3 separate regions of the Mus musculus genome follow, and regions 1 and 3 are each linked to region 2. The links are chromatin loops, found by intact Hi-C in ENCODE. Cell type or tissue: heart. All regions are shown on one strand.

Region 1 (2,500 bases), 71 kb before region 2:
GTAATGCCAAGTTTTTGCTTTAGTAGTTCTGGTGTCTTGTTAATCACAGCTGATTCTTCAGCCCCAGCTAACCAGAACCACAGAATCTTCACAATCAAAACAGCAATGGCCCTGAAAAGAGTCTTTAATTTTCCCTCTGAAATTTCACAAACCAGACCTCCATCTTCTGCACTGTTCTCAACATTATCTTCCAAGCTCCTACACAACATCTGACAGAGCTCTTAACAACGAATGGATCTTCAAACCCAAAATTCCAAAGTCCTTCCACAGTCCTCCCCAAAACATGGTCAGGTTGTCAGAGGAATACCCCACTCTGCTGGTACCAATTTGTCTTAGTCAGGGTGTCTATTCCTGCACAAACATCATGACCAAGAAGCAAGTTGGGGAGGAAAGGGTTTATTCGGCTTACACTTCCATGCTGCTGTTCATCACCAAAGGAAGTCAGGACTGGAACTCAAACAGGCCAGGGAACAGGAGCTGATGCAGAGGCCATGGAGGGATGTTCTTTACTAGCTTGCCTCTCCTGGCTTCAGCTCCTTGGGTACTTTCTCTAGCTCCTCCATTGTGGGCCCTGTGTTCCATCCAATAGATGACTGTGAGCATCCACTTCTGCCAGAGGCAGGCACTGGCATAGCCTCACAAGAGACAGCTATATCAGGGTCCTTTCAGCAAATTCTTGCTGGCATATGCAATAGTGTCTGTGTTTGGTGGCTGATTATGGGATGGACTTTTGGGTGGAGCAGTATCTGGATGGTCCATCCTTTCGTCTCAGCTCCAATCTTTATCTCTGTAACTCCTTCCATGGGTATTTTGTTCCCAATTCTAAGGAGGGGTGAAGTATCCACACTTGGTTCTCCTTCTTGAGTTTCATGTGTTTTGCCCCCAATCCCAGAACACCAGAGAGTCTAACAATACTGCACATGCCTCAGTTTCCCCTTAATTAGTGGCAAGTGGGTGGTTGATTTCATTTTTCACCACTAGATGGAAGAGCAGGGAACAGAGGTCCCGGAAGCCTCTTCCTCAGAAAGTAGTTTTCATTAAGTCAAAAGTCGACTTTTGTGGAGTGTAGCACAGAATCCACCCATGCTTCCTGTTCAGCAAAATCTACCAGACAGCTTCAAGAGGAGGCCTGCCACAAGGTGGCCCTAGTTCTCTTCCTCTGGCTGATCAGGCAGAAGCTTGTCAAACACCCTTAGGGGGATTATGAGATGGAGTAACTGCTACACAGATTTTGTCAGCAACCTTCTCAGTGTGTGTCCTCTAGGTTTTTGGGTGAGATCGGTATACATATAAGGCTGGAGGGTTCACAAGATTGGACATAGATATAGAGAAAAAGAGAACACAGCTCCCAACACCAAGGGATGCAGAAGAATTGTAAGCTAGAGCTCCAAGGCTGCTATGAAGGGTGATGTGCTTACTTGTTGGAGAGCTTTAATCACTTGCTTTAGAACCAATAGAACCTGGACTGTCAGCTCCCATTTGTTTTCTGCAGAAGGTTCTCAGAGTAGAAGATAAATCCTTCACAGCCCTAGCAAAGCCCAGCACATTCTGTCTGGCTGTCGGTAACTCCTGATAGTAGGGCTCTCTTCTTCTCTTCTGGACCCTAACACTGAAGCTGGAGGGGGTCTGAGAGAGATCTAGACCTAAGGCAAGCCTCATATTTGACTGCCTTGACCAAACAGACTCTTTCACTAGCCTGTGAGTTGTGCTTGCCTCCCTGACTACGACCCACAGCACTCAGCACCTGCACCTCCATGCCCAAGCTCTGGTCCTGGCACAGTTACTATTCTGCTTTTCCCTTTCATGGACAAGGGTAACTGTCACTTCCTCAGGCCCAGTGCACATGCTCATCTGCCTTCCTTTTGCAATTCTTCCTCTGCCTTCCGGAGTCCTCCCTCTGAGTGGCTGCTTCCTGACCTTCAGGTATCAGGTCCTTCATCTCACCAGAGGTGCCTCCTTGTTGGTGGGATGATAATGGGCCCACACCCAAAACTGAATCTCGTATCATGCTAATTTACTGTAGTGCACACCATGCTCACTAGGGGCTAGAAATCCTTTCTGCAAAGAGCCAGATGTTTGGTCCTATTCGACTCAGCCCTGTATGGACCTTATATGCAAAATTTTGTTTCAAGGAAAATATAAAGAAAGTATAGTCACTGGGCTGCTGCATAAAGTCTGTCTATGATGGCTCCTTCTTATCCTTAGTGATACGTTGTAAGACTCATGAGTGAACTATTGATAGCACTAATGTGTATGTGTGTATGTATGTGTGTACATGTGTGCACATATAAATTCCATATAAATATCTCCTAACCATGACAGCATATTTCTCAATGGCCTCAGGTGTCTTTTTCCTCCTTTTTTTTTCACATTTTCCCTAACTTTAACATCTCTATATAGTTGTTTTTTTTTTTTTTGAGATTATAATCACACCTTGAAACTTTTGTGTTTACCCTCTGTAGGATTAAGATTGCTGGCCTCTATATCTAAGTACTGACTG
Region 2 (2,500 bases):
ACTCACCAAGTCACTAAATTGATTCAGGCCCATGTAGAAGCTGGTCTTGCCCCGCTCATAGTCTGCATTGTGTGCCTCAATTTTCTTCTTATTCTCCTCCCACATGAGTCTTCTGTGTCTTTCTTCATCCTGAAAATGAGTACAACAGATAGCATTTCTCATCTTAACACCACACACAAGCTGAGGAAATGGTATGTAGAGAAAGAAGAGCCAAAGCATGTGGTCTCATGACACTGTTGTCAGCCATTCTCCTTACCCAGTATGGGTTCATAATGCATGTCTTTAGGCAAGTCCTTAGTGATGGCTTGTCTTTATGGCCATATTTATGCCCACAGACTCCCAACAGCAAGAGTCCTTCTTTCTGAGATCCCTCTAGACTGTGCCCATTTTACCAACCAGACTGTAGGCTTTTGCAAATGTTGTCTTCCATTCTTTCCACTCATTATCCAAACTTGGATCAGGGGATGGAGCAGCTGACATCATTCCCAAGCAGAGGATGAGCAGGAAGACAGCACTATTTGGGTTCCCAAAACATAGACAATGAGTTGTTGTCCAATACTATGGTCAGACCCAAAAGGTAAATGCAAGTAATGTTATACATACTGTCTAAGCTCTATTTAGCAATATATATGTATGTGCATGTATGTATGTAATAACAATGAGTAAAAAAAGAGAACAGAATTTAAAAAGTATCAGAAAAGGCATGTCTGAGAATGTGAGGCAGAAAAAGGAGGAGAAAAAAATGTAATCCTATTATCATCATAAAAAATTAAGAAGCCGGGCGTGGTGGCGCACGCCTTTAATCCCAGCACTCGGGAGGCAGAGGCAGGCGGATTTCTGAGTTCGAGGCCAGCCTGGTCTACAAAGTGAGTGCCAGGACAGCCAGGGCTACACAGAGAAACCCTGTCTCGAAAAAAACCAAAAAAAAAAAAAAAAAAAAATTAAGAGACAGACAAACAAGAAAACAAAGCAAAAACAAAACAGTGAATAAAACCTACGAAATAGGAGATGTCTCAGGTAACCAGAGTAGAGCTGTGAGGAAGTTTGTTGAAAATGAGTTAGCAGGTAGGGGGCCTGTGTACCTTGCTTTTCTCTGCTCTCACCTGAAGTGCTGCAGCTTCTGTTCACAGATAGAAACCAGAACTTTGTTGTCCAGGGCCTCTGAAGAGCAACTGACAGAGGAGGCTAGTGGTGCATGAGGAGAGCAGCCTGTGGCTCCACCTTTTCCTTCCTGGAGCACTGCTAGTTCTTTCCTGAAGCCTCGGCCTGGCCCACAGAGCAGACGTCACAAGCCAGCTTCACAACTACAGACAGGAAAACATCTAGAGACTGACCAGACGCAAGGACTAGGCTGAGTCATACAGGAAGCATGAGACTTCTCTGACAATGCCAAGACTCACAGGATGTCTGGTTCTCTAGAGTTAACAATTGTTAGAGAACACAATTATGGCAAGATGAAGTCAGTGGGGAGAGCTACAGTGTCTCACAGTCCTACATCAGATTCTGCATCTGTAGAGAGAGCATCAAGCAGTGCGTACCTGTCTGTGTCTGTCTTGTTAGAAACGCAGCCCAAGACAGACAGAAGCACTTTCAGAGAAGGTGAAACAACCACTCATAGACAGAGTAGTCTGAAACACTCATCACTTACCTGGAATGTCAGTGTCTCAACTCAGGAATTCACAGTGTTTGTGAAAAATGCTAGAGTTGTCTGAACGCAACAACAAATGCCTGATGCATACAAAGCTCTATGGCCTGCAGGGTTTGATGGGACAACTGCAGGGTTTGACTGAACATGAGTTAATTGCTGTGTGGATTTCTCTATTACTCTCACAAGCATAGTTGGGCCTATGATTAAAAAGCAGACTTAACAAAAGTCAGAAAAGACTACAGTGGCCTTGGGCTGCGCAAATACAGAGGATACAAATTTCTACATGTGATCAGAAGTTTGTTTCCATTTTGCTATAACATATAAAAGGTAAATCAGTAGATGCATGGCCATTTTCCTCTGATGTTCTCCAGAGTTGTACCAAATTCTTGTCTGTCATATAATTGAGATTTGAAGATTATTGAATGTGTATTACAGAAAGAATTGGATGGATAGATAATACTTTTCTAAAAAAATGCATATGCTCCCCCAAGTCAAACTGGATAAAAATCTAAGCAGAGAATTGATATACACAGATAGTAGCAATTCAGCTTAGTTCTACATTACAATTCAAATGAAAGAAATCTCTTCACATTTGTGGTCAAGTTGTGGTAGTCTTTGGTTCACATTTTCTGCTACATTCTTTAAGTTACCCATGGAACATTATTCAAAACCTATCATATACTTGGACACAAAGGAATTCTCAACTGATGTACAAAAAATTGAAATAACACCTCCATCCTTTCTGAGCACTGTGGAGTAACGCTGGATATCAAAAGCAACAGAAAGCTTATAAACACATGGAAACGAAAAAATTTCCAGTGAATAAAATTGGGTCAAGATAGAAATCAGAAA
Region 3 (2,500 bases), 66 kb after region 2:
AAGAAACAAGATAATTAATAACAATATAAATAATTCTAAACCAATTCACTGATCAAGCTTCTATTATAAATCTAATCAGAGCTTAAAAATCTCAAATGATACTAGTACTAAATGGTGCCTAACTTGTTAGTGATTTTGCACTGCAGTTAAGGTAGGAGAATTCAAACTGTCTGACTTACCTGCAAGTAGTATTCACACTGATAAGGCTTCTCTCCACTGTGAGTTCTTTTGTGCTTTTTCATGTGATATTTCTGTATGAATCTCATAGCATATTCATCACAGCGAAATGGTTTTCACCTAGTACGTGATTAAAAAAAAACATTGTAAAATCATGGACTGTTTTGCCAAAAGAAATTTTTAACATAAACCAAAAGTCTGCCATTAAAAAAAGCCAGGACATGAAAGGAATGCCCTGGCATTTCCACATTATCTTTGTGGAAAGGAAAAGGCTCAGGAGGAATGTCTTTTACATGACTAAAGTTAATACTCACAAGACATAACACCATGTGTATTCCCGAACAGTACCTTTGTTTGCTAAAGCTACCCACAGACATCTTTCTCATGTATTGCTTGCTTCAGTCCTAACATGAGAACTGCTTGTTTCTACTGCTCATGTGCTCCAATACCTCCAGCTCCATCATTCCCTCATTCAGATCTGTAGCATTTCCTTTGATCTGTGGAGACTCAGTCTCACTGGTTGAGGTGGGTGGGCACAGTTGTACCTTCAAAGCCAGCCTGTGCCCTCATGAGCCTTGAATCCATTGCAGATTTTTCCAAGACTGTGATACCTCAAATTGTTTTGTCAGGCCAGAGAGCGATGGGGAGCTCACATTTCAGAGAGAATTTATTATTTAAAGGTGGACGTTCTTAGGATCCTGAGATCAGGGTACTTTGCTGTGTAAACTGTCTCAATTTGCCCTGCCACAGTCGCTGGGTAAGTGAAATTCTAGAGCAGTCATTCTCAATCCATGAGAATAGCAATTGTCCCCTTTGAGGAGTGAATGTTCCTTTCACAGGAGTTGTATAAGACCATCGGGAAACACAGGTATTACGTTTTGATTCATAACAGTAGCAAATTCACAGTTATGAAAAGAACAACAAAAATAATCTTATGTTTTGGGGTCACCACAGCAAATGGACCTGTGTTAAAGTGTTGCAGCATTAGGAAGGCTGAGAATCACTGTATTAGAGAACCCAGGAAGACTAGACAGACACAGGCTGGAGGATTTGGGGAGAAGAGGAGAAGAATGCCCTTAGGTTTGGACATTCTCAGGGAGAAAATAAAATAAAAAGCGTGTCTCAGTGCTGAGCCTGAGCCAGGTGTGGCTATGAAGCCTCCTGTTACCCTTAGTGGCTGTAGACAGTATCCTGAGGTGCTAGGGCTGCTCATGATATCTGTAGCAGCACCCTGCTAGTGGCGTGCTTATTCCGTGGTACGCCTTGGAAGTCCGTAGCCATGGACCTTGTACTAATTTGCATTCTGTGGATCTCTCACTGCACTGGGAAAAAAGATCTCAGCCATCCCAGGGAGAGGGAATCTGGGAAATTCTCCAAGTGTGAGGGAATTCGCAGTCCTATGCAAACCTAGCTGTGGCCAGTAGAGGGCTCTCATCTGCAAGAAAGAAAATTATCTCTGGATGACATCAGACCCTAGTCCAACACAGACATCAGCAACAGACATCTGCAAGCTCTGCTGACCATCACCTGATCATGTAGTCTGCATTCTTGTCTCCAGGGACTCAAAAAAACATTTTACAACTCCAATTTTGTGCTTTTATCCCTGGTATTTTGGTTTCTCGCACTTCCTATACAGTTATAAGAGATACACACACACACACACACACACACACACACACACACACACACACATGTATATGTGATATATGTATATATATATATATCCTCTGCATGCTTTCTGTCCCCTTTGATCTACATTTTGCAGTGGCTTTTGAGAAAATGCTATTATATTTCTTTTTTAAAAAAGATTTATTTACTTATTTAATGTGAGCACATGGTTGTCTTTATTTTTTATTAGATAATTTCTTCATTTACGTTTCAAATGCTATCCCCCAAAGCCCCCTATACTCTCCCCTCACCCTGCTCCCAAACCCATACACACCTACTTACTGGCCCTGGCTTTCCCCTGTACTGGGGCATATAATCTTCGCAAGAGCAAGAGCCTCCCCTCTCATTGATGGCCAACTAGGCCATCCTCAGCTATATATGCAGCTAGAGACACAGCTCTGGGAGGTACTGGTTAGTTCATATTGTTGTTCCTCCTATAGGGTTGCAGACCACTTTAGCATCTTGGGTACTTTCTCTAGCTCCTTCATTATTATTAGATGGCCCTGTGCTCCATCTAATAGATGACTGTGAGAATCCACTTCTGTATTTGCTAGGCACTGGCATAGTCTGACAAGAGAAATAGAGAGAGAGAGAGAGAGAGAGAGAGAGAGAGAGAGAGAGAGAGAGAGAGAGAGAGCTATCTCAGGGTTCTGTC

Evidence for each region. Hi-C counts contacts between places; a loop is a spot of excess contacts. Peaks named below come from ENCODE experiments on the same cell type or tissue, not always from the same donor. Only the 100,000 strongest peaks of a DNase experiment are listed, where the experiment ranks them.
Region 1: a loop joins it to region 2, with 5 times the contacts of the local background. A loop is called at or near these places in 3 of 42 quality-filtered maps.
Region 3: it touches region 2 in a loop (11-fold over the local background); 2 of 42 quality-filtered maps call a loop at or near these places.

What each region holds. Positions count from the first base shown.
Region 1 is chr13:60,825,113-60,827,612 of GRCm38, forward strand. No RefSeq gene overlaps it. Among named protein-coding and RNA genes, the nearest start is that of Ctsll3, 24 kb to the left of the region's middle. In heart, a CTCF peak has its summit at 1,121 (motif pointing right); a DNase peak (open chromatin) is centred at 1,129.
Region 2 is chr13:60,896,232-60,898,731 of GRCm38, forward strand. Ctla2b (cytotoxic T lymphocyte-associated protein 2 beta) reads right to left here and starts at 1,216. Exons shown (of 5, transcript NM_007797.1): 1 at 1,104-1,216; 2 at 397-514; 3 at 7-129. The coding sequence starts at 483. In heart, no CTCF peak of the experiment used is centred here; a DNase peak (open chromatin) is centred at 1,290.
Region 3 is chr13:60,962,638-60,965,137 of GRCm38, forward strand. Gm40976 (a long non-coding RNA gene) reads right to left here and starts at 291. Exons shown (of 3, transcript XR_873564.1): 1 at 180-291. In heart, CTCF peaks have their summits at 1,534 and 1,733; no DNase peak of the experiment used is centred here.